Linked DNA regions of Mus musculus: region 2 is linked to region 1. Evidence: chromatin loops called from intact Hi-C (ENCODE). Cell type or tissue: heart. All regions are shown on one strand. Each heading gives the region's core, and the rest is flanking DNA. Links, peaks and the distances in the headings are about the cores only.

Region 1 (9,513 bases), core at 694-8,693:
TGGCTCTCTCCTCACATTCCATCAAACAAAACAGGCTTTTTTGGGGGGGTTTTCAAGACAGGGTTTCTCTGTATAGCCCTGGCTGTCCTGGAACTCACTTTGTAGACCAGGCTTGCCTTGAACTCAGAAATCCACCTGCCTCTGCCTCCCGAGTGCTGGGATTAAAGGCATGCGCCACCACGCCCGGCCAAAACAGGCTTTTATGAATATATTTATAACTTTTAAACATTGCTTTGCTTTGCAGATAGAAGAGTGTTTTATTTCTGTGCAATTTTGATAAGCCTAAAATTTTGTATTGCTCATATAGGTTGTATGAGGGTTTCCAAGTTTGTTTTCCAGGACAGTTCAGGGACTGGCACTGTGGGACTCATCTAGCGGGTAGGCCAACCCCTCTGAAGAGGCACATGCCCAACTTCTATAATTAGACAGAAAGTGCCTGTGGAGTGTGCAAGAATCAAAGCATACAAAGCATTATTTCTCTATGGCTTTGTAGGAAACAGCTAGGAAAGTCCTTAGATACTTTCCATGTGCATTGAATTCAAACTTTCATTTTCACTTTGAGAAAGTGTTTTAGCTACGGCAATGAGGAAACCAACACTGTGCATAACTGTGCCGTTTTCCCCCACACCATACCACTGGTCCTAGTCTAAGTTTCTGCCGACGTCTGGAAATTGACCCTAGGTTGATTGAAAGTAGAGCGTATGTTCCAGAGGTATCTGTTAGTGAGTGGTGACTATAAGTCATCTCATGACCCTCTTGAAAGATTGCTGGCTTTAAAGATACCACAGTTCATGGTGTAAAGCAGGAGGAGATTTTGAGTGTCTTTCTTGTCAAATCCTCTCCCTTTTGTTATCCTTGGTCCTTACAGGCCTCTCTCCTTTCCCTCATGTCCCTTTCACCTTTCACCAAGAGGCTTTGCCCACTTGCCCTCCCAGCCATGCTTAGATGTTCACTACCCCACTGAGGTTTTAGTGATACTCAGCATCTCGTAAATGCCAGCCTTTGCTGCAACTGCCTCCTAAGTGAACTTGGAAATCAAGGTCTCACCCAGGAAAATAAAATTAGTTCTATCAGTTCCAGCTTTCTTGGTTCCTACTTAGAAACCACTTGCTTTAGAGCATCCTAAGAAATAATACCTGCTTTGTTCAATAAGGCTTACCTTTTGAAATTTAGTCTAGAATGTTTGGAGGTAAATGGTGAATTTCCCAGCCTTCACAGAGTGAACAGAAGGGAGCCTGGGCAGAGGAAAAAAAGGTTTACCACTGGATGGGAAATAAGAAACTGGGCCTTTGGGGATAGACTGCAGTATACCCTCTAAACACTGGGTGCTTGGAACCCATTCGTTGTACTCGGTGACTGTCATGGGACTCCTGGGATCACCATATGTTTATTAGGTGAGTGTCACTTAAATATCTAGAAATCCAACAAGTGGACACTTGTACCTATGTATTTTTTATTTCTGTATGGAAAAAGACCTCTGGCTCCTGCATCCCAGCACCTAGTAGACCATCGCTTTTTTCTTTTTTTTTTTTTTTTTTTTTTACAAGGATGCATGTTGCTATGATTATATTTAAGATTTTGTTCTTTGCAGTAGATATTGGAGTGGCTGATACTGATGGGTCACAGTATTACTGCTCATCCAGAATTACTAGATTTTCATATCTCCCTTTATCACCTTTTATTCTAAACCTGATGATAAGACAGTCACAGGTAAAGGTTATAATATTTTTTTTTAGTCAGACTTTTGAAATTTGATGCAATAAATAAACATAGTAGCTTTTCAATTTTACTATCTTCTGTGGACTTAAAGTAATTTTGTTAGCATATATTGATTGTACGAAATAATATGTTTCCTTTCCATTCATGTATGCATTGTACTTAGATTATACTTCCCATCATTCCCTTTTGCTTTTCCTCTTACCCTGGTGGCCTCCTTTCTCTTCCCAAATAATTTAAAGGAATAATGACTAATGTCTACAAAAGAAGGGACAAATAGCTAGACTTGAATTGTTTAGCTTGAAGGCCTGCTAAATTGTAAAAGATCTTCCTTCTCTCTGATGTCTCCTAAAACTGTTCTTTGGTCCACTTTAAAATTTTCATCTGGGACTTTGTCTACCCTGCTATTACTTTCTTTGAATGTGTTGGACGGATTTAAAAGAAAAGAGAAGAAAATGACAAACAACAACAAAACAAAAACACAAGGGTTTTCTATGTATCCCAGGCTGGCCCTGAGATCACAGATGTCTTCCTTTTTCAGCCTACTGAGTGCTATGATTCCAGGCCTATAGAAACTTGAAGCTTCCTGACCTCTAAGGTGATATATTTTGCCACAGTCCCACACTGTTCAAAGGTTGCAATAGTCTAGGTCCCATTGAGGCTTCATATGGCTCAGCTTAGTTTATATTTCTCTATAATCTGGACCTCATTATTCATGCTGAAAACTGGCCTTTATATACAGTGTCCCTGACTCACTAGAGAAGTGCATGTCAGGCTAGCTTCCTACCCACAGTCCTAGGAAAGACTTCCAGGCCCCCTGCATGACTGACTGCTGTTTAATGCACAAAAGAGGGTATTAGCACATCTCGTCCACCAGCGCCTACTAATGACAGGAACATTATGGAGAAAATATAATTTGCTAGAAGACTTTGCTTGCCCAGCTGAGTCAACCAGCTTGAGGGCCTTTTCAGGTATCTGGACGTATGCTTACATTTTGTAGTATAACTATATGTTACTTACTGCATTTTCTTTGGTACTGGAATGTTCTGATGACATTGAAACTGTGAGGGTCTGTATATTGTGGGCTCCAATGGCCATAGTAGTCAGGCATTCACGTTCCAGGGTAGAGAGCCCTCTCCCCTTTCTACGTGCTGAAAAGAGGACTCTCTGTGGTTCCACAAACCACAACAAATGAGATTTGCCTATCATTAAAAGAAAGTGACTTCTCCAAATCTCATATAAAAGAACCAAAAGATTGTATTGGTATATGTAAAGTACACCTAATACCCTTCATTATAGGGTCAAATTGTAGGCAGGATGACAGAATGCTCCCTTTCTAGAAGTATGACCTCTGACTCGGCTCACTGTCATAACCAAGGGATGCTGGTCTCATTGCTCTGTATATCACAGGCTGATAAGGTTTGTTCTAGGCAGGTACAACCAGGAACGAGTAAAGTCTCTGGCTTGCCTGCTTATTAGGATCTCGTACCTTCTCTTGGAGTGGAAATACCCAGATCAGCTGCAGGAGGACAAGTTTTATATAGCACCATAGAGAACAAGTTTTCAAGACAACAGCACTTGGAACCTCTGAAACAACTGCATGTAGTTCTCAGAGCCCGTATATTTCCAGCAGCCTCCAAAACACAGGACTTCACTTATGCACCAGTTGCCAGAGTAATATCCTAATTCCAGAGGAAAGGTTGTCCCAGATGCTCACATGAATGTATGTTCTGTGAGCCCTGTAGTTTGATGGCCTTTTTCTTGGATAAGAGGCATGGGACAGTTGGACCCTTGTTCCTGAGTACTAGGCCAAGAAGAAGCTGTTAGGTCAACCCAAGGCTCTTTTTCGAGTCTGGACACAATGCTTATGTTCCTGTCCTGTTCTCCACCACCTGACAGAGCCTCTGTGCCTCCAGCCGCAGATGACTGGTGGACAGTCAGATTGTGTACGCCTCTTCTTCAAAGAGACTCAGGTATCAGGGCCTCATTTAAGGTGACCAAACTGCCACTTTCCATATGTTGGCTACAAGTCTAGTACTCGAAATTGGGGTCTGTCTAACCATTTGTGTACGTGGCCTGAACAGGCTAAGATTTCATCCCTAGAAACAAGATTCTACCTCTCTCTGGGAATCCTGTCCACTTCGCTCCCTCTGCCTGCAGTAATGTGATTTACAATCTGGAGAAGTCATAGAGCTTTGCCCTTCTCTTCTGAAAAAACAGAAAGTACTGGAAAGAATGTAAATTATACATAACAAATTTCTATAGTCACCAGTAATGGGATGGCTGGGGTGGGTTATTTTATTATATTTTTAATAAGGACTGCATGTGGCTTTAATTTCTAAGGCCCCATATTTCTAGGAAGAACAGATAACAGTGAAATGTCCTTCTGAGATAGTGGGTTTTTTTTTTTTTAATGGAAAATACTTCTTCATGACTTACTAAATACTTTGAAGTGATCATTCAACACTGATGAAGATGGGACAGTAGGTGGCAGTAACATTCTAATCTTTCTAGGATTAGCCTGTGTCAGTCCATCCCAATACCCAGTATTTATACTTAGCCACCTCCCAAATTTCACTTCGCAGGAGTTTTGGCTGGAGTAGTTTTGAGTTTTCTTTTTACCTCTCTTGGTGGAAATTCTGTTCAGGGATCACACTGCTACTGCAAGCAGGAAAAACAGCCTCAAAGTTGTCCTGGATCGTTGTGAGTCTGCTCTGGCTTATTTCACAAGCTAGACAGCAGTGGCCCTTGACCTGCCAAGGAGGGAGGAAGTCACTGGTTGCTACATAGATTCCTGCTTCTAGGATCCTCAGACCACAGAGGCTGGGCTGGAGTTGCTTTACTGGTGTTGAACATTTTCCCATTTGACCTAGCCTCATTCCAGTTCAGAGCAGTGGGTGAAAGCTGCAAACACATAAAGAGCTCAAACTTTCCCAGGCTACTGTTGTAACAGCCTGTCTGTCAAAGTATCAAAGTCAACATGCTTCTGTTTTTCTTGGAGTGACTATACTGACAGTAGAGCAGTGTGGTGTGAATATGTTGCTTAAAATCACAAACAAATGCTGGGGCCTAGAAAACACAGTAGTGGATGCTCACAGTCAGCTATTGGATGGATCACAGGGCCCCCAATGGAGGAGCTAGAGAAAGTACCCAAGGAGCTAAAGGGATCTGCAACCCTATAGGTGGAACAACATTATGAACTAACCAGTACCCTGGAGCTCTTGACTCTAGCTGCATATGTATCAAAAGATGGCCTAGTCGGTCATTACTGGAGAGAGAGGCCCATTGGACTTGCAAACTTTATATGCCCCAGTACAGGGGAACGCCAGGGCCAAAAAGTGGGAGTGGGTGGGTAGGGGAGTGGGTGGGAGGGTATGGGGGACTTTTGGTATAGCATTGGAAATGTAAATGAGGAAAATACCTAATTAAAAAAAATCACAAACAAATTCACCTACAGAATACCCTCACAAATGCCCATTCACTCATTAGTATTTTTGACTGTCATTTCTTTAAGCAACATTTGATTCATAAAGTGTCTTGGTTTCACTTTGTAAGCTACCACATTTAATGTGTCCTGGAACCCAGCATCCTACATCCTGCAGGGCCATTTTGCTCCCTTCGTTTTCCTCCTAGAGTTCAATCAACCATGGAACTTGATAGCCCTTCTTTTACTAAGTGTTAATTAGAAAATACCTTAAGCTGGCTGTAGTGGCAAATGCCTTTAATTCCAGCACCCAAGAGACTGAGGCAAGTTCTAAACCAGCCATGTCTATATAATGAGAGCCTATTTTAACAACAGCAACCAAATGAAACAAAAATACCACAAAGTATCTCTTTGAAAATAACTGAAGACTCCTGGTCAATCTTCAGGACCTGGAGTATCCATCCTCTCTTCCCCCATACTTGTTTGAATATTTTTACCAGATCACAAAACAGGCTCTGAGTTTCTCCCTTACCCACTGATTCATAACACCCCAAAAGCCAGGCTTTGTGGGGCACCTACTTGGGATTTATAAGCTTGAGATCTTGTCTATGAAAAAAATAATTTAAAAAACTCTTAGGCATAATGTTTCACAAAAAGTAATGCCATGAAGCCTGATTTGTTAGGCTATCCCTGAAAGCCTTGGAAAAGCCCCATACCAAAGGAAGGGACTTAAAGCATTGGTTTCATTAATTTCACAGAAAACTTTCCTCTACCAACCATAATAATTCACTTCATCTGCTTAGAGATCAATCAAGCTACATCTTGTATTTTCCCCCATAAATTGTGCAGATTCCAAGATACCATTGATTCTGCTGCCCTCTGAGCCTTCAAGCCTACCCAAATTTTCTGAAGAAATGGATATTGGATGGGATTTGCTGTTCCTCAGGCCCGGCAAACTGTCTAGTCTCATCAACATAGTTCTACTCTGAGGTGCTCCCATCCTTGTTGGCACAGCAGGAGCCATCTACACATGGTCTGCTCTTCTGCCTAGACGGGACTGGGCTCTTGAGGCTCACGGAGCCAACTCTGTCATCCAACCACCCTCTTCCTCCTTGAGGACCTTCCTTGGGATCTAAGTAACTACCCATCATTGACAGGACTTACCCAAATCCAAGAAAGTCCTATAATGAATGGCTGCTTCCAAAAGAAAAAGGACCTTCAGTTCCTTTCCTCCCAGTTGGCCTGCAGATCCATCAGCTTCTCTCTTCTGTGCTTCTTGTTGGCAAGGGGTGTGGCTTGCAGATAATTTTCCAGGTCCCCAAAGCAAAACTGAAATATTCTGTTGCTGCAGTCTCCCAGTTCCCAATTTTATTGTTCCTTCCCATTAAGCTGGCAGGACCCAAGTCATCAGACCTGACAGTTTATACAGGAATCTCTGCTCCTGTAGATGTCTCTTCCCTCCTAATGGGACCAATAACCACTCTGGTTTTCAAATGGGGATCATGGTAGTGTTACTGAACTTAGCTGAGCTGCAAGATCTGAGATGCCAGGCATCTGCTCTATGTCTAAGGAAGATGCTCTTCATCTTGCAAGGCTGCTCATTGCTTTAATGAGAACATAACTCACAAGAAAAGGCATCTCCACTGGTGGTTGTACTCAAACTGAACTAATTATCATCCATCTTTGTAACTCTCTTGCTGGGACCAGTTTAGTTTAAGGAACTATTTTTTGCTTTTAAACACAAACGTGTTTCTTGCATAAGTTTACCAGACAAGCAATAATGAGCCACTGAGTTAAATGTTTTCCTGTGGGGGGAGAAAAAGTTTGGGTTTTTTTGTTTGGTTTGTTGGCTTTTGTTTTTGTTTGTTTGTTTGGTTGGTTGGTTGGTTTGGGTTGGTTTTTAAACATGTTTCCCAGAGAAAGCCACTCTCGTGTGCAACATCCACGTATGAGTGTCTGTACTATCTGACTAATCTGCACTAATTTCTTGGGTAATAAAGCAAAGACAAATCACTCATCTAGCCTCAGGGAGAGGCCATTACTCCCAGTTCCTTGTGCTGATAGGAACCAGAGGATTAGGGTGTATTAAAAGACCGCTGAGGAGATGAAACAGAATCACACATTTTCACTCACCCAAGGAAAGTCACTCCCAAATGTTCAGCCTGTTGTGCAGCTTCTGGTTCTAAAAGGGTGAAAGAAGAGGAGGAATTAGCTTGGGTAGTGCAAAGCCCTGCAGAAAACACTTCACAGGAACAAAAGAAAAAGGAGCCAATGGAAAAGTCTGGGAGAGGAGGGGACTCATGGTAGGTCTCTGAGCGAACTCCAACATTTGCAAGATTTGGAGGCTTAGAATCATTAAAACACTTGGCCAGAGCTGGCTATGCCAGAGACAGGGTTCTCGCCCACTCCTACTATTTGGGTTCCTACCTTGTGTGTGGTGTTCACCTACCGTTGTAAGGATGACCGTCTGTTCCTTGTGCATTGGGAGTCACTGTCTGTTCAGTCAGATGCCTTTCCCTCTTCCTCATCCTGCACAGTTCTCATCTCCAGGGCCCAGATCTGTTCCCGTAGGGCTTCTGTCATCAGGGGTTCCAAACTTTGAAGGTAATGTGCAGAAAGACAGAAGAATATACAGATAAGTGTACTCAGGTACTTTATTCTTGCTGTGACCAAAATCCTGGTAAGCAATGTAAGGGAGGGGATAATTTTGACTCAGTATTTGAGGATACAGTACACCATGACAAGAAAACCTATTGACTAGTCATATTGTGCCCTCGAGAAGCAGAGAGAAATTAATGCTGGTACTCAGTTTACTTTCTCCTTTTTATTCAGTCTGGGACCCTGCTTGTTTAATGGTCCTACCCTCATTTAAGGCGAGGCTTCCTTCTTCAGTTAAGCCTTTCTAGAAACGATCTCATAGACATATCTAGAGGTGTATTTCCATGATGATTCTAAATCTGGTCAGATTGACAATGAGCAGTGACCATCAAAAGAGTTGCGGACATACCTTCCAATTAAAGCATTGTGGGTGGCAGTACATGAGGTGACCTGAAGTGTTTAGAAAGTGCAAAGAAGGTCCAGCAAGTTGACTCAGCAGGTAAGGGCACTCACCACTGAGCCCAAACTATCTGAGTTAAGTCCTCAAGATAAACATGGTAGAAGGACCGAACCAATTCCCACAGTTGTTATCTGACTCCCCCCTCCCAACATATTCCATGCCATGTATGGCATGAGTAAACACACACACAAACATACACACACAAATCCACTAAATAAATACAAGAAAATGCTAAGGACGGGGGGTGGGGGGAAGTGCTAAAGGTAAGGCTTTCAAAAGATGAAAAACAAGAAGGGAAAATGAGAATGAGTTTCCACTCTCTGGGGAAAGAGCTCAGCTTAATGGTCCTTCCTGCTATAAACCCTATGATTGCACAGACCTTTGCTTTTTTTTCTGCACTGAGGGTAGAACCAGCCCCACCCCCACCCTCTGGCTCCCCAACTAGGCTATATATCCAACCTGCTTCATACTCTATCAGGTCTCCTAAGATAAGCTCTGGCCTCTGTTCACTCCGGTAATTTTCTCTTTTCATTTCTGCTTCCAGTCATATTGTCCTGTTATCATCATCCCGTGAAACTATATTAGAACCTCCCTCATCATGGCCTGTTCCTTTCATCACTACTAGGCAAGTTGTCATCTTGGAGGATCTACCCTCCATGAACAGCAGAGAGTCTCAGGAAGGAACAGTTGGCATCAGCCTTGACCATGAATCTGTCAACTTACACTCTTTTCATATGTTCTCTTTAACATGAGAAAGGTAGAACAAAACTGAAACCCAAGATGGCCTAACCTCATTTTAAATACCACCCAGAGTTCCTGAGGAGTAACTGTCATGAACTGCATTTCAGAAGTGCTGTGGAGATTAAACCTAAAGACACAAGGACGGGACACATCATCAGGGGTAGACGTTGAAGACTAGACCAATAATCTTGGCAGGAAAACCTAGAGCCCTCTCTAAAAGGAGATGTCTTGAACCATCTTTACAGGGAAAAGCAAGGATCACTGCCATCAGTGCAGGTTCATTAAGAGCAAAGCACGTGGGCTATGGACCTTGGCATACTCCTGTAATGCCAGAATTTGGGAGGCAGGAAGATCATGAGTTGAGGGCCATCCTGAGCTACATAGCAAGTTTGAAGCTAACCTAGGCTACACAAGATCTCAAAAAAAAAAAAAAAAAAAACTAGTGGAAAAAAAAAAAAACCTTAAAAGCTAACATGGTTATCAGGTACTGAGATCAAGGGAACAAATGACCTCAAGTTACAAATGACCAAAACCCAGAGCAAAACTTCCACAAAACCAAAGTTGAAATACCTGA
Region 2 (9,513 bases), core at 854-8,853, 110 kb after region 1:
TTTTTGAAATCCATAAGATCCTCAGACAATTCATTCCTAAGTTCTAAAAGACTAGAGATTCCAACTTAAACTACTATACTCAGCAAAAATTATCTGATGCAGTTGAAGGAGAAAGAACTTTCCAGGATACAAACAGGCTAATTCATGTTGATCAAACCAGTCCAGAAAAGAACCCTGGCAGCAGTGCTTTAGACTACAGAGAGGAATAAGCAGAGCCAAGACTGTAAGAAGAGAAGAAAGGAAGGTACAGTCACTCAGACACAAAGTGTGACAAAGAATGCCAAAAGGGAGGTTGGGGATTTAGCTCAGTGGTAGAGCGCTTGCGTAGCAAGCACAAGGCCCTGGGTTTGGTCCTCAGCTCTGGGGAAGAAAAAAAAATGCCAAAGAAAGAAAAAAAAAAAAAAAAAAAGGCAGACAGTAGTGGAGCACGCTTTTGATCCCAGCACTTTGGAGGCAGAGGCAGGTGGATCTCTGTGAGTTCTAGGCCATCCTGGTCTACAGAGTGAGTTCCAGGACAGGGGCTTCATAGAGAAGCCTTCTCTCAAAAACAAGACAAAATAAAACAAACAAAACAAAACAAAAAACAAAAGAAGAAAGCAGTAACTGAGTGGGGAAGCAAGCAGAACTCTACCCTTGTATGTACCTGAATAGCATTTATGCAAAAATGTATACCACTTCTTATTTTTCTTTTATAACATTGTAAAAAAAAAAAAATCAAGTGAATTTTTACAAGTTGGACTTCATCTTATTTTAGATGACCTTCTACTTGGGGAGTGGGGGGGGGAAGAGTATAGAGAACATTAACATATTTGCATCAAAATAGTGCTGAGATCTGCTTTTATAACTGAAATAAGAAAATTATTATGAAGTCAGACATAGAAACATGGTAAAATTATATTTAAATCAGTTGCAGCAAGAGTTAAAATGGGGACTTTGCATTAGGAAAAACCATGATGTATATGTGACTCTGACAACAGGAAAAATGTGTAACTATACACAACACGCATTTGACTGAAGATGGTACTTTGGTTCTTTCTATGGACACCACTGTGACATGCATGAGAAAAATTAATGTGACAGCTATTCATTTCTACTTTAACTTTTTTCTTTCATTTGTTTTTATTCACTTGTCAACTATAATAAGTTTTCCATAAAATATGAATTCCATGAATAGTGCAGGTTCCATGTATGAAGCCAAACCACACTTAGTTGGTTTGAATCTCATTCCACACTCCCAGTACATCCCAAAACATTCTTCCCATCAGGTGAGACTGAATGGATTTTATTCCAGTGTTCTATTCCTAGCTCACACACTAAAGGCTGACTGAGCCACTACCCAATGGAATAAATTCCTCAGAAAGATCCAAATGTTCCCAATGGAAATGCATGGTGAGTATTGACCAAGACAGAATGTGCCAGAACAAACTTTAGTGAGGAACCCACAAACTGCGGCTCAGGTGCTGCACAGAGGAAGATGACAAACTGAGGGCGTGTCCTTCAAAGAACAGCAAGGGCTTGGAACACAGCTCAGGGGAGAAGTTTTTACTCAGATATGTGAGGTCTGGGTTCGTTCAACTCCCAGCAGGCAGGAGGCAGAGACGATGCCATGTGTGTCCACTCCCTGTCTACATGTAAAGCAGCAAGGTACGACTTGGAGGACAGCCTCTGATATTCAGGTGTTTTCCTCTGGATGTGAAGAGCGGTACAGGCTTCCAACTCCTATGGCGTTTCAGGTATGACCAATGCAATGAGTTCTGATTTGCCTTCCTCAGTCAGCCAAGGGAAAGAGTACTGAGCGGTGGATCAAGGCCCAGTAGACATGATCCTACAATACTTCACAAGCTCCAGTACCTGTACTCCAGGGCAGTCACTCTGTGCCCAGACTGATGATCCGTGTCCGACATGGTGGAAAGAAAGAAGCAAATCTCTAACCGCTCTTCTGGCCTGCTCAGGAACAGCATGGCAAGTGGTTCCACGTGTATCCACAGACACACAGTCGGTCAGCCAGCCAATCAACACAGTAAACTGTACCGAAGGGAATGTCATTAGATTCATGTGACACAACACAGAGTAGAGAGAAAAGAGAGTTCAGGGTTGTGGCACACATCTTTCAATGTAGGTCTTGGATGAGGCAGACATAGTACCAAGTGTTCGAGGTAAGCCTTGTCTATATTGGGAGTTCAAGGTTAACATGTAGTATGTAAAGTCTTCCCTCATAAAAACGAGACAGAGAGAAATGTGGAAAACAAAGATTTTAGAAAATATGGTCTTTAATCTTACATTATTTGAAAAAGCGAACCATACAAATTAAAACCTGTACTTCAACAAATACCGGCCTAGATAACCCTAAATTAATTCACATGGGGTGAAGATAACAGGGGCTCCTGACATAGGAGGAGCCTCTCTAGGTTCTCTCTGCAGAAACAGCACTTGGGGAAGCTGAGGGATGACACATTACAATGGACAGATGAAAAAGAACAGCATAAATACACAAGCAAAGCCTAGGACTGTAAGCTTACCAAGCAGTTCATCCCTAACAGACTTGGAAAAGAGAGGAGGCCACAGAACAAGGACTTGTTCTAGATCCTCGCAAGTGAAGAGCGGTGAGAAGCCTATATAAACAATTAGTATCCTGAAAAACACCTCCCATCAGAAGAGCAGATGAGAGGCTGAGGAGATGGCTCAGTGGTTAAACACACTGGCTGTTCTTCCAGAGGACCCATCTGTGGGCTCACAGGCATTTGCAACTCCAGTTCCAGGGGACCCGCCCCTTGCCTGTCTTTAATAGGCACCAGACATACAAGTGATTCACAGATATACCTGAAGGCAAAATACTCATTAACACACACACACACACACACACACACACACACACACATATATAGATGAGAGAGAGAGAGAGAGAGAGAGAGAGAGAGAGAGAGAGAGGGAGAGAGAGCACAGAGGGAAACATCAATGGAGAAGGCTAATGAATCCCAAGTCACAAGAAGTATCAAGGAAGTTGTTTAATAGAAAACTCAGAATTGTCTTAAGGAAAACAAAAAACAAAAACAAAAAACCTAGACTTTTCCACACGTGAGAGATGAGAAGCACACCCTTCCATGTTCTTTACCCAGGAGATGGCCACCTGTCAGCAGGAAAACTGCTCAGCTCATAGACCAGCAAGAGCATCGTGAAGATAGAGACACTTCCCTGAGAGAACTAGAGCAGGTCCCCAATGGAAGCTGCAAGGATCATCACCTAATGCTGTCCCACACAGAACCACCACAGCACAGCTCACCAACTGATGCTGATAGGAGTCTGCTCTTCTCAGGCCACTGTGGACTGACTGCCTGTGGGTGGAGGGCAGAAGGTCTGTCGCTATGGTCTCACTAGGTGGGTTTTGACTAAATTCATGGAAACACTCCAGGACACTTAAGCTTAAGCGTGACAAAGTTTACTTTCTAGGTGGAAGAAATGCAACGCCTTTCTGGCCAGGGAGCAAAATGTGATTTCCTAAGAATTGCTTCGTCGTATCACCTAGTCCCCTGATCGGAATATGGAATCTCACTGCCCCCTCCTTCAGTGGAACCTGGTTCTGGACACAAGCCTAGAACAACAGAATAGAGTGGAAGTCACAAGAACTCTCGCACCTCCTGTCTGTGTGCCTCAGAGACATTTTGTGAGAGAAGTCCTGACAAACCTTGCCCTTCTCGAGTGTAGGTTCATCGTCCCTGTCCATTCCTTTTCCTCTCCTCGTTCTTCTAGAATGTAAGAGTTTATAAACCTTATAAACAAGAACACTAGATGTTTTACAAACTTTATAAACACGAGTACTTCGTTGCTATACAGTGCGGTCGTGACCAGAAACTCCACTTTCTCTAGACGAGCGGGGAAACCTGGCTACAGCCAGAAGAGAGTGAGTCAGCTAGTACCAGGATGCTTCCACAGCCAAGCTGGAAAGAGAGCTCCCAGCCTTGCCTTTCTTTCCACCATGTGGGAAGCATGTCTGAAGCAGCAGTAGACTGATGGCTGCTCCCAGCACCATCGCCGCCGTCCTCTCCGCAGCGCTGACTTAAATCCTGACTCAGCAGCCCAGCCTTGGTTAGAACAGCCCCTCCAAAGTGAGCTTTTCCCTATTTCATAGATGCCCCGTGACAACTCCTTTAAAGATGGACCTACCCGTCCACACTGCACAATCCCTCGGGCCTGGCGGGCTGCTCTGCACCCTGAACCAGCCTTCACCTCAGAGATCCAACTCCAGCAGGGTAGTTAGAAACTTGTTTGAGTCCAAAGTGGAAAAGGACTCGCTATGAAGGGCGGAACATGCGCAGAAAGAACTCAAAAGGCGCTCTGGCTTCCCTTGCTTGTTACGTCACATCGAGGGAGACTACATTTCCCATAAGTCTGTGTAATGGAGATCCAAGAGTCGCTGAATCCTATGTGAAAGGATGGAAACACACAGGTTCTGCCGCTAGAGGGAGACAGTGGAAGGAAATCAGGCTGCTTTTAAAGTCTTCTGCTCACAACTGTGATGTTGGAATGTGAAACCTTACGCTAATGTTTATTAAGTGTACTGGTTATTTCTGGTCACTTTACTGTGGTTTCACTCAGCTCTGCTAACTGTAGGAAAACGTTCATTTGACTCAATTTTTACTTGGAGATAATTACAAAAAACTAACATGGGAAGTCACCGCTACGTCTTTCGAATGTGCTTTGAAGACAGGTTCGGCGGCAGCCACCTGGTGGCAGCTGCTCCTGTATTGAAATGAAAAGAACAAAAAGGAATTGGAGGAAGCTGGGTGATGTGACAAGTTCCATAAAGTCAGGAGGCCTTGGTTTTAGTGTGCGACACTGAAAACAGCCCACACAGGAGAACCAAAATCAGTCTTGTGGTGGCAGGGACACAGAGAAATTATTCCCTGAATACCGTGGTCTCAGAAATATGTTCCCGGGAACACAAAATGAGCTACAAACCCACTTTGCAGCATGGATGTGTGTACCCTCCTGTCTTTTCATAAGGATTGTCACTCCTGTATCTGTCACTGCTGAGGTCAAATCATATACAAACTCTATACATGTTAGTACTTGCAACAGACACTGATTCTCAAGGAAACTATTTCTGAGCAGACATACTGGGAAGTTCATATTTCATTTTCTCTCACCATAAGCCACTCACATTTTCTCTCTATGGCGTTTTTGTTGTTACTACTTCCTTGAAATGATTGATCATGAGTTGAGTCATAGCAGGTGACAGGTATATAATACATTTACGTTATAATGTACTCGGGAAATGAATACTACACTGCGGTAAAGAAGGAGGCAATAATGACAAGAGAATCCTGCAAGGTTAACAATCCGAAGTATGTCTTCAGAAGAGGTACAAAACTACATTCCCAGTATGTCTATGTGTTTCCTGATGAGAGATGTGTTAATGAAGGTTCCTACAATGTATCTGGGGTAGTGGTACTAGCTCAGTATGTGGTGGCCATAGGGACTCTTGAAAATTGCACAAACAGTTGATTTTACTGGATTTTTCAGGAACATATTTTTAATATGACTTTTAGCAGGTATTTATTCATGTATTTTGTATGAACATTTTTAAAGTGAGGGAATAATATTACCTTCAAATATCACTTTCTTTTCTAAAGTAAAAACCTATTATTTAATGTTCTTTTCTTGGTTTAGTCCAAACAAGTTTTCTCTGTGTAGTCCTGTCAGTCCTAGACCTAAATCAGTAGACCAGAATGGCCTCCAACTCAGAGATCCACCACCCACTACCTCCTGAGTGCTGGAATTAAAGGCGAGCATCACCATGCCCAATGGAAATTTTAATTATATAATTTTCTTTCAATTTTATGTGTATATGTCGGTGTACACACGTATGTAGAATGTATGCATGTACTTTTTTTGTACATTAGCCTGAGCATGTTAGATTAAGGGACCTGATCCTCTGGAACTACTGCTACATGTACTTGAGAGCCATGATGTGCTTGTTGGAAACCAAACCCAGATTCTCGGCAAGAAGACTAAATTCTCATAACTACTTTAGCCTTCAAACTTACACTTTGAAGTGAACTTGCCAAACATCACACCTAATGAGAATGTTTCAATGAGGGGAAATTAAATGAACAAGATATTATACAACCTATCTTATTAGAGGTAATAGATAAATTTGTCAGCAGGGTCTAAACAAACACATTCAGCCTGAGAACTTAACTTCTGGTAGACTTTTTCATAACTATGTCTGGGTTACTATTATTTTACCTAATGGGACTCCCTCTTAGATCCTGCACATATAGTTTGTACCTGCAACATGGTAGCTCCTCCTCCTCTTGAATTAGCATCAAGGAATAGCAACTCTCAGATGAGTCAGTACCCTTTCAATTAGGTTTCCAGGTAACAGACACAAACATACACACATGTTGGAGTTTGGTCTGGCGATGTTTGTATTCATATGTTAAGTTATATACCCCAACATCTGGTTGTCCCAAGAAGAGAAAATTCTCACATACACCAGCCTTTGTTGTACAAACCTTACCCCCCAGTTTGAAATGATTAGTTAAATAAAAATCGCTATGAACAATTACTGGGGAGAATAGAGAGAGGCAGGGTATAAGTTACTGGGCTGGGGGTTGAAGGAAGGGGTTACAGTGAGCGGGACCAGAGTGTGCAGGGCTGGAGCAAGAGACAAGGGTAGAAAGATTATAAATGCAATACAGGGGGCTGGAGAAATGGCTCAGCGGTTAAGAGCACTGACTGCTCTTCTGACGGTCATGAGGTCAAACCCCAGCAACCACTTGATAGCTCACAACCATCTGTAATGAGATCAGATGCCCTCTTCTGGTGTGCCTGAAAACAGCTACAGTGTACTTACATATAATAAATAAATAAATAAATAAATAAATAAATAAATAAATAAATAAATAAATAAATCTTTAAGTCTTTAAAAGAAAACAAACCAACAAGCAAACAAACAAACAAACAAAAAGAATCAGTACACACACCACTGTGATCCCAGGCGCTCTGCCCCTGATCTTAGGAAAGCTGAAGAGGAGGTATGCATGTGTTTAGAAAATACCCGGGTCAAGTTTGTGAGAGGCCATGATGAGGGGGCTGTGGTAGATGGGATGGTGTCCTAGAGTGAACACAAATATTAAATTTCCCACACAGACTAATGGATGAGAAGTGTCGTCAAGGAATTTACACATGGAAAGATCAACACATGGATTCTGAAATTTCTTGGAGTAAACCTCAGAGACTTGCACTTATCACGTTGTTCAATGATTTTAAACATCTGTGCCCCTGACCCACCCTTCACTGAATGGATTCCAGTGTTCGACTGAACCCTTTCTCTAGCTGTGGCACCTTCTTCATGTATGGCTCACAAAGTGTTTCAGAACAGGAGAACAAGGATTAGTTAAGTTCATTTGTATTACTGTGTTTAACACCACATGCACCTTCATTATAGCCACCTGTTTTACCCTAAGCTCCCCTGTCTGTTTTCTACTTTGTATCAGATATAATGTGTCGAGAAATTGTCCGTGCTAGTGAGCCTTGCTTTCTGATTCTTGTCCTAAGAAAGAGCCTGACATGCTGTACTGATAGAGTAACCAATGATGGCTTCAATAAGCATCTTAAAAACATAGTACTCAGTCGTACAATAGCTTCCTGCTTTCTTATTTTTAAGTAAAGAGGATCAATCTGAATTTTCCCTTCGGTTGCAAGATTCTATAAATTGATATGAGCTTTAAAATCACGGCGTCTTAGCAGAAATAACTAGGAAACCTGATAAACATTACTGAGAAAGGCTCCACTCACAGGCTAAATTCGGGTGCTGTGTCCACAGGACTTTAAAAGAGCCTGAATGGCATGTGGTTGCACATGTACTAAATTGAAGCCCATATCCCTCAAAGTGTACCTGCTCACAGTTGAGCAGGAGCACAAGCTCTGTGGAAATCCTCTTCTCTGCGTTCCTGGAAGTCTTTCGCACTGACTCCTGGAAAATGAAGTCCCGAGCACTAAGACATCACCAGAGGGGGTTGAGGATATTTAACTTTCACGTTCTGCCTTCAAACTTCGCTTCTCTCCAAAGTTAGGCGAGTGTCCTGCTCAAAACTGGTCTTGGAACTCTGACATGGTGGTTGGTGCAGGGAACAGCGCCGTTCTGCAGATTTGAGGGACTGTGCACCGTGTTGAGTCTGGTGCGTAGAGAGCTGACTCGGGCTTGTTTGGGAAACAGAGGAAGGTGCTGTGCTGACCTAGGCTGGACCACTGCCCCTGGTGCACGTTTGACCTGGAAGAGGGACTCATGCCAAAGCCATGTGCTGTGTCCAGTCTCTTTGGACAATCCTGCAGCCCGAGTCTACTTATGCTTCTAGGACTGGAGGGCTAGCTCAGTATCTAAGGAATGGAGAGGGTTGGAAAAAACAGGATTGTGAGGGTATGGTGGGTCTGCTGACTGCTAGTGTCTGAGGTTGTTCAAGCTTTACTGGGGAATCATGATGGTACTAGCTGACTCACTCTCACATATGGCTGGTGTCAGATTTCTCAGGATATCTGGGGCATGTGAGGTTTTTGTCTTCTGTATTTATAACCTGCCCAAGACTCTTAGTTTGAGCTGACAGAAGTTTCTAAACATCCTATTTTATGAAGACAGTTTTGTGAATGTGATTAGTTTAAGGGATGTCGGTCCTGATTAGTAAGTTGACACTTTTTCTGACAGCTACATGGAAATGGTGCCTACTGTACACAACCTCAGATCTGACTCCCCAGACTAACATAGTTATAGTCACAGAATAATCCTGTAAATTTGGAATGCCGTGGCTCATTCAGGATTCTCACCATACATTTTGCCACAACAGTCAAACCACGTGTTTGTGAGCCAGATAGTGGCATAGGACATTGAAGTCCACTCTCAGGAAGCATGGCCTTCAGACCACCCTGTCCTATCTACTGGGATTTTCAGTGAGTTTCCAACCATATCTAAAATAATAGACACTATCTAGTTAGCGTTGCTAACCTATAGAAAAAACAATAACATTATATGAAGTAGGAAAAGAACACAGCCTTGTATAGCAACAGCTTCCTTACAATGTGCATACAGCAGCCTGCTCACATAGCATTAGCACCAAATGTTCGCGTATATTTTGAATTAAACAGCCCTATGATTGAACTTAGGACCTAGTTTGTGACTCATCTCTGTTATCTCTGCATTTTATGGGGATGAGTCAGCAATCCCAGAGTTCAAAATCATCCTCTGCTTCATAGCCATTCATGGTGAGCCTAGGCTACATGAGACTCTGGGTTTAGAAAATATTCTTTAAAAAATAGTTTATTGAGTGTAGTAATTACTTCTTCTGGCTCCTCTTACCTTCTGAGCACCTGATATCTTCTAATTATCAAAACTTACACATGGGCTCAGGCATGTTCTATGGACTGTGTTTGAAATCTAATTTACAATTTTTTTCAGTAGCATCCTGTTGCTAATGGCATCAGATGTTGGTGAGTGGAAACTGTTGGCATTTCTGGTGG

The links. Peaks named below come from ENCODE experiments on the same cell type or tissue, not always from the same donor. Only the 100,000 strongest peaks of a DNase experiment are listed, where the experiment ranks them.
Region 2: it touches region 1 in a loop (10-fold over the local background); 7 of 42 quality-filtered maps call a loop at or near these places.

What each region holds. Positions count from the first base shown.
Region 1 is chr13:66,998,801-67,008,313 of GRCm38, forward strand. It overlaps 4933433G19Rik (RIKEN cDNA 4933433G19 gene), which reads right to left. Exons shown (of 9, transcript NR_045851.1): 4 at 7,590-7,736; 5 at 7,274-7,322; 6 at 4,339-4,469; 7 at 1,160-1,235. Among named protein-coding and RNA genes, the nearest start is that of 4933433G19Rik, 29 kb to the right of the region's middle. In heart, for the core only: a CTCF peak has its summit at 4,196 (motif pointing right); no DNase peak of the experiment used is centred there.
Region 2 is chr13:67,104,288-67,113,800 of GRCm38, forward strand. It overlaps Rslcan18 (regulator of sex-limitation candidate 18), which reads right to left. Exons shown (of 7, transcript NM_001256052.1): 2 at 7,901-7,978; 3 at 3,683-3,766; 4 at 3,281-3,332. Among named protein-coding and RNA genes, the nearest start is that of Rslcan18, 5.0 kb to the right of the region's middle. In heart, for the core only: CTCF peaks have their summits at 4,491 (motif pointing right) and 4,692 (motif pointing left); DNase peaks (open chromatin) are centred at 4,374 and 7,984; H3K4me3 peaks cover 1,858 bases; H3K27ac peaks cover 1,481 bases.